Linked DNA regions of Homo sapiens: region 1 is linked to region 2. Evidence: read pairs that join two places in POLR2A ChIA-PET (ENCODE). Cell type or tissue: Panc1. All regions are shown on one strand. Links, peaks and the distances in the headings refer to the core of each region. The heading gives the core; the rest is flanking DNA.

The links. ChIA-PET counts read pairs that join two places held together with the same protein. Peaks named below come from ENCODE experiments on the same cell type or tissue, not always from the same donor. Only the 100,000 strongest peaks of a DNase experiment are listed, where the experiment ranks them.
Region 1: POLR2A ChIA-PET joins it to region 2 with 7 read pairs; 4 of 35 experiments call an interaction of 5 or more read pairs at or near these places.

What each region holds. Positions count from the first base shown.
Region 1 is chr3:23,785,750-23,788,663 of GRCh38, forward strand. No RefSeq gene overlaps it. Among named protein-coding and RNA genes, the nearest start is that of UBE2E1, 19 kb to the right of the region's middle. In Panc1, for the core only: no CTCF peak of the experiment used is centred there; no DNase peak of the experiment used is centred there; H3K27ac peaks cover 84 bases.
Region 2 is chr3:23,641,594-23,644,507 of GRCh38, forward strand. No RefSeq gene overlaps it. Among named protein-coding and RNA genes, the nearest start is that of UBE2E1, 160 kb to the right of the region's middle. In Panc1, for the core only: no CTCF peak of the experiment used is centred there; no DNase peak of the experiment used is centred there; H3K27ac peaks cover 271 bases.

The DNA of each region.
Region 1 (2,914 bases), core at 89-2,588, 140 kb after region 2:
TAGAATATCGTGTGTTGAGAGATGCTATGAAGAAAGATTAAAGCAGGGTTAGGGAGAATTGAACAAGGTAGAGGGGACACTTAAACAGAAAGGTGGCTTAGTAAACCTGGGCTTGCTCTAGGCTATGCCCTTATGGAGAAATCTTTTGTAAGTCAGCTCTTTAGGTGACAACCAAGAGGAAGCAAGTTCTGCTCTTTACCAGTCTTCTAAGAGAAAGTCTCCAAGTTGTGGGGTTGCACTCTTTCCCATGCCAGATTATTCCATCTTTGCCAGGAGGAACAATGTCACCCATAAAGAATTTTTATTGGGAAGAGTCCATTGACTGACCTCTCTGCTCTCCATTCCCTGAGCTTTTAATGGCAAAGTCTCCTTGCTTCCGGGGAAAACACCCTCGATGGGCACACAATTGCTTTATAAATATTTAAAAGGACAGAGAACTTGGCTTAGGAAGCTGGTTTACCTAGAACAGTATTGACTATGCCAAACTGTAGGAAATCCCCTTCCTAAAATCCCAGCATCAATGTATTTGCAAAGGCTGTTTAACGGAAACAGGTAGCCCTCTGAGGGATGCTTGCTTTTGGTGAAAAAAAAAAGTGTAAAAAAAGACTGGCTGGAAAAAATAATCTCATGGTGGAACTTGAGGCATGGAGAGGAGCTGTTTGAGGCCAAAGTGGGATTGTAAGAAGATGTCTAATTCACATCAATAGGCACCTGTCCACCTTCTCCACTTTATTCATTCATTCATCCATTCACTCACTAATTCATTTATTGATTCATTCATCCATCAACTTTTTTTTTTTTTTGAGATGCTCTTGTTGCCCAGGCTGGAGTGCAGTGGTGCAATCTCGGCTCACCGCAACTTCCACCTCCCGGGCTCAAGTGATTCTCCTACCTCAGCCTCCCGAGTAGCTTGGATTACAAGAATGAGCCACCATGCCCAACTAATTTTGTATTTTTAGTAGAGACAGGGTTTCTCCGTGTTGGTCAGGCTGGTCTCAAACTCCCGACCTCAGGTGATCTGCCTGCCTCAGCCTCCCAAAGTGCTGGGATTACAGGCATGAGCCACCGCACCCGGCCTTCATCCATCAACTTTATTGATACCTACTATGTGTCAGGCCAAGTTCTGAGCCCTGGGGCATAGAGATGTAACAACAAAAGCAAAAACAAAAAAAAATAATTCCTATTTTGAAGGAGCTTGCATAGTTGGAATGTCACTTCTCATTCTGTGTCCCTAAGGTCAAAGCTACCGTTAAGAGAGGTGTTGCAGTACCCAGAACAAACATAGGTCCTCTACAGAGCCTTAGAACTGCTGAACCCCAAGAGTCTCCTGGGTCGGCCTTCAATCCAACCCCCATGCAGTTCTTTCTCTAAGCATGGAGTCCACCACTGAAATACTCAAACACAGGGCAGTTCCCATCTGAATTATTGGTTTTTGTTTTCTTTCTTTTTTTTTTTTTTTTTTTTTACTGTTGTTTCTATTTATGTATTTTTTTTTTAATTCTTTTATTGAGACGGAGTCTAGCTCTGTAGCCCAGGCTGGATTGCAGTGGTGCAGTCACAACTCACTGCAACCTGGACCTCCCAGGCTCAATGAATCCATTCACCTCAGCCTCTTGAGTATCTGGGACTACAGATGTGAGCCCCCATGCCCAGCTGTATTTTTTTTAGAGATGGGGTCTTGCCATGTTGCCAAAGCTGGTCTTGAACTCCTGAGCTCAAGTGATCCGCCCTCTTGGCCTTCCAAAATTCTGAGATTACAGGCATGATCCACCGCGTCCAGCCCCCATCTGAATTCTAAAACAGCTGCTGAAGGAATCAAAACTCGATGGAAAGAACTTTTTGATCCAGAGTCTGAGCCTTAAAAAGCAGCTTGTGTATTCATCAATTTAACTATTTCAAAAATGCTCATCCTGAAAATATGAAGAGAAAAAATTTCAGTATGTAAAGGTACACATACAAAATGATCCCCATATATATATACACACACACTGACACACGCACACACATATGCACATATGTGTAGAGAAAATATTGGACGGAGTCTCGCTCTGTCACCCAGGCTAGAGTGCAGTGGCGTGATCTTGGCTCACTGCAAGCTCCACCTTCTGGGTTCAAGCGATTCTCCTGCCTCAGCCTCCTGAGCAGCTGGGACTACAGGTGTGTGCCACCACGCCCAGCTAGTTTTTGTATTTTTAGTAAAGACGGGGTTTCATCATATTGGCCAGGCTGGTCTCAAACTCCTGACCTCGCGATCCACCTGCCTCGGCCTCCCGAAGTGCTGAGATTACAGGCGTGAGCCTCTGCGCCTGGCTTTTTTTTTTTTTTTTTTTTTTGAGTCAGAGCCTTTCTCTGTCACACAGGCTGGAGTGCAATGGTGCAATCTCGACTCACTGCAACCTCCGACCCCCGGATTCAAATGATTCTCGTGCCTCAGCCTCCTGAGTAGCTGGGATTACAGTCACGCAGAACCACGCCCAGCTATTTTTTGTATTTGTAGTAGAGACGGGGTTTCGCCATGTTATCCAGGCCGGTCTCAAACTCCTGACCTCAAATGATCCACCTGCCTCGGCCTCCCAAAGTGCTGGGATGACAGGCTTGAGCCACTGCATCCGGCCTTCAGGATGGTGTTTTTATGAGCGAACTTTTATGTTTTCTTCATTTTCCAAGTTTCCTGTATTAAGTGTGTATTATTTCTATTACTATTGAAAAGTAATTTTTTTAAAGAGATGGTGTCTCACTGTTGCCCACACTGGAGTGCAGTGGCACAATCATAGCTTATTGTAACCTCGAACTCCTGGGCTCAAGCAATCCGCCTGCTTCAGCTTCCCAAGCAGCTGGGACTACTGACACCATGCCTGACTAATTAAAAAAAAAAATTGTAGGGTCGGGCATGGTGGCTCACACCTGTAATCCC
Region 2 (2,914 bases), core at 297-2,796:
CTAAATTTTGTCTTACCACAATCCTTTGAAGTAGAAAGTAGTAATAGTATTAGTACTAATAGTGGAAGTTGGGAGACTTGGGTTTTAGTTTTACCTCTTTCAGTTATTGTCTCTAAACCTTGGGGAAAAATCATTTAATCTTCTTGTGCCTCAGTTTTCCCAGAAGCTACACCCTTAGCATCCTGTGGTATTCTAGAACACTATTACTTCTAAATGTTTTGCAGAATGCTATTAAGCATTAGGAGTGGTAGAGTATTCACACCTTCATTTTGGAGGTGAGGAAACCAGACCATCTGCATATTTACTGATTTGGCCAGTATCAGACAGCCAGGGAGCAGGAGATCCAGGGCTTGAACCCAGGTTTCTCCAGGCAAATCTGTGCTCTAGACACAGAGTGAAAGTCAATGGGCTCTAACACACACAGATTACCAAGGTGTTCCAGGAGCTACAAGATGAACAAAACAAGGCCTCATCCTCAGGGCTTTTCCATGCTGCCTCCTGGCCCTTCCCACTCCTTCCTATTGTACGTAGTGTCTACTCCACCACGAGACTTGTGTCAGCATTGACGTCAAGAATATAACAGCCTCTCTTGATGTCTACCAATGCTTTGCCTCCACATAAGTCATTCAGTTTCTCTGTGCCTTGGTTTTCACTTGAAAAAACAAAACAAAACAAAAAAACCTTCCAACTGCAGTACGATGCAGCAAAGCCCAGCTGACTGCATAACGAATGTGAAACTTTAAAGTGCAGGAATGGAGTATGGTACCTGTTTCTAGTGACACCGTTTCTCCAGAGCATCTCTATGTAACCATGGTTTTCATATCCTCATAAATATACTACGACATAGCACACCGGGAGTATAGTTACGACAAAAATTTCCCATATAATAAAGGTTGTCTTGGCGGGGCATGGTGGCTCATGCCTGTAATCCCAGCACTTTGGGAGGCCAAGGCAGATGGATCATGAGGTCAGCAGGTCAAGACTATCCTGGCCAACATGGTGAAACACCGACTCTACCAGAAATACAAAAATTAGCTGGGTGTGGTGGCGTGCGCCTGTAATCCCAGTTACTCAGGAGGCTGAGGCAGGAGAATCTCTTGAACTCAAGAGGTGGAGGTTGCAGTGAGTCAAGAAAATGCCATTGCACTCCAACCTGAGCGGCAGAGCAAGACTCCATCTCAATAAATAAATAAATAAGGGTTGTCTCCAGTCTTTGTCTATATAGCTCGCACCTCCTGTATGAAGAATAACTCTTTGCTATAGAAATTTCACATAATAACATGTAAGTTAAGAATGAAGCCAGTAGGACAAGAGAAGAAGTGAACTATAAGAGATCTCCCACACAGCTTTGTTCTACAGTGCCATTCGTGTCTCTTTTCCACGAAGGCAAGCATTTCATTCCCTCACACTGAGATGAGCACAGTGATTGAAACCTTGGATAACACATAGGAAGCTCAGGGGAGAGTTGAACTGGGAAGACGTGTTTCAGTGATCTACTGCTACATAACAAATCACCCCCAAAACTTAGTGGCTTAAGCAATGATGATTAGTTCTCATTATTCTGTGGTCCCAACTGGGTCACTCTTTTGACTCTAAGCAGCTGCTGGCTGGGCTGAGCTGTTGGCTGGGACATCTTTGTTATCCTCCACAGGGCCTCGCCACAAGGCAACTTGGGCTTCTCCACAGCATGGTGGTCTCAGCGTTTCAACAGGGCAGAAGTGGAAGCTGCCCGGCCTCCTAGGGGCTAACCTGGCACAGCATCACTTCCACTACATTCTATTGGTCAAAGCAAGACACAAAAAGCTGGGGACAATGGTGTGCACCTGAGGTCCCAGTTACTCAGGAGGTTGAGGCAGGAAGATCGGGAGTTCAAACCCAACTTGGGCAGTGTAGTGAGACCCTGTCTCTAAAAACTCAAAAAAAAAAAAAAAAGCAGGCCTCAAAAGTCAACTCAGATTCGAGAGGAGGTGAGGGTAAATAGGCCCCACCTCTAGATGGGAAAAATGATGTACTCATTCAAAAATGGACGGATTGGTGTAGCCATCTTTTTTTTTTTTCTTTGAGACAGAGCCTCCCTTTGTCCACCAGGCTGGAGTGCAGTGGTGCGATCATGACTCTCTTCATCTTTGGCAGCAACCTACCACATAGGGGATTATAGAAGAGGAGACTTGTAACTTCTATGTGGTCACTTCAGACCTGCAGAGCAGGCAGGTGAGGTGAAAGAGGCTGTTTGAGAGTCCGAGCCTGTTGTAGAGAGATCAGTCCAGTGGTCCAGGTTCAGTGAGGAAATGATCTGGTAGTAGTTCTTCTGGAAGCATTCTTCTTTGGAAATTCTACAGGTAAGGCTTGTCCGTATTCCCTCTTCTCTCACCTCTGGGGAGGAATGGGGAGTTGGGTAGGGCTGATGGAGCTTGTAGAAGGTATTAGGGACTGAATCCTCTTCCTCCGAAAATTCATATGTTGAAGTCTTAATCCACAATACCTCAGAATGTGACTGTATTTGGAGGTAGGGTCTTCAAAGAGGTAATTAATTTAAAATGATGCTGTTAGTGTGGGCCCTGGTCCAATATGACTAGTGTCCTTCTAAGAAGAGGTGATTAAGACACACAGAGATGTTGGGGGAGTAAGACAAGCATGGGAAGATACAGCAAGAGGGTTGCCATCTGCAGGCCAAGGACAGGGGCCTCAGCGGAAACCCAACCTGCTGGCACCTTCATCTTGGGCTTCCAGCCTCCAGAACCGTGAAAAATAAACTTCTGTTGTTGAAGCCACCCAGTCCGTAGTATTTCACTATGGCAGCCCAAGCCGATGGATACAAAGGAGAAAGGCCTCAGCCTGAAGGGTCCGGTAGAACCAAAGCCCATGTGGAAGTGGGAAGGCCTGAAACAACAGGAGGATGGTCCAAGCCTCTGCA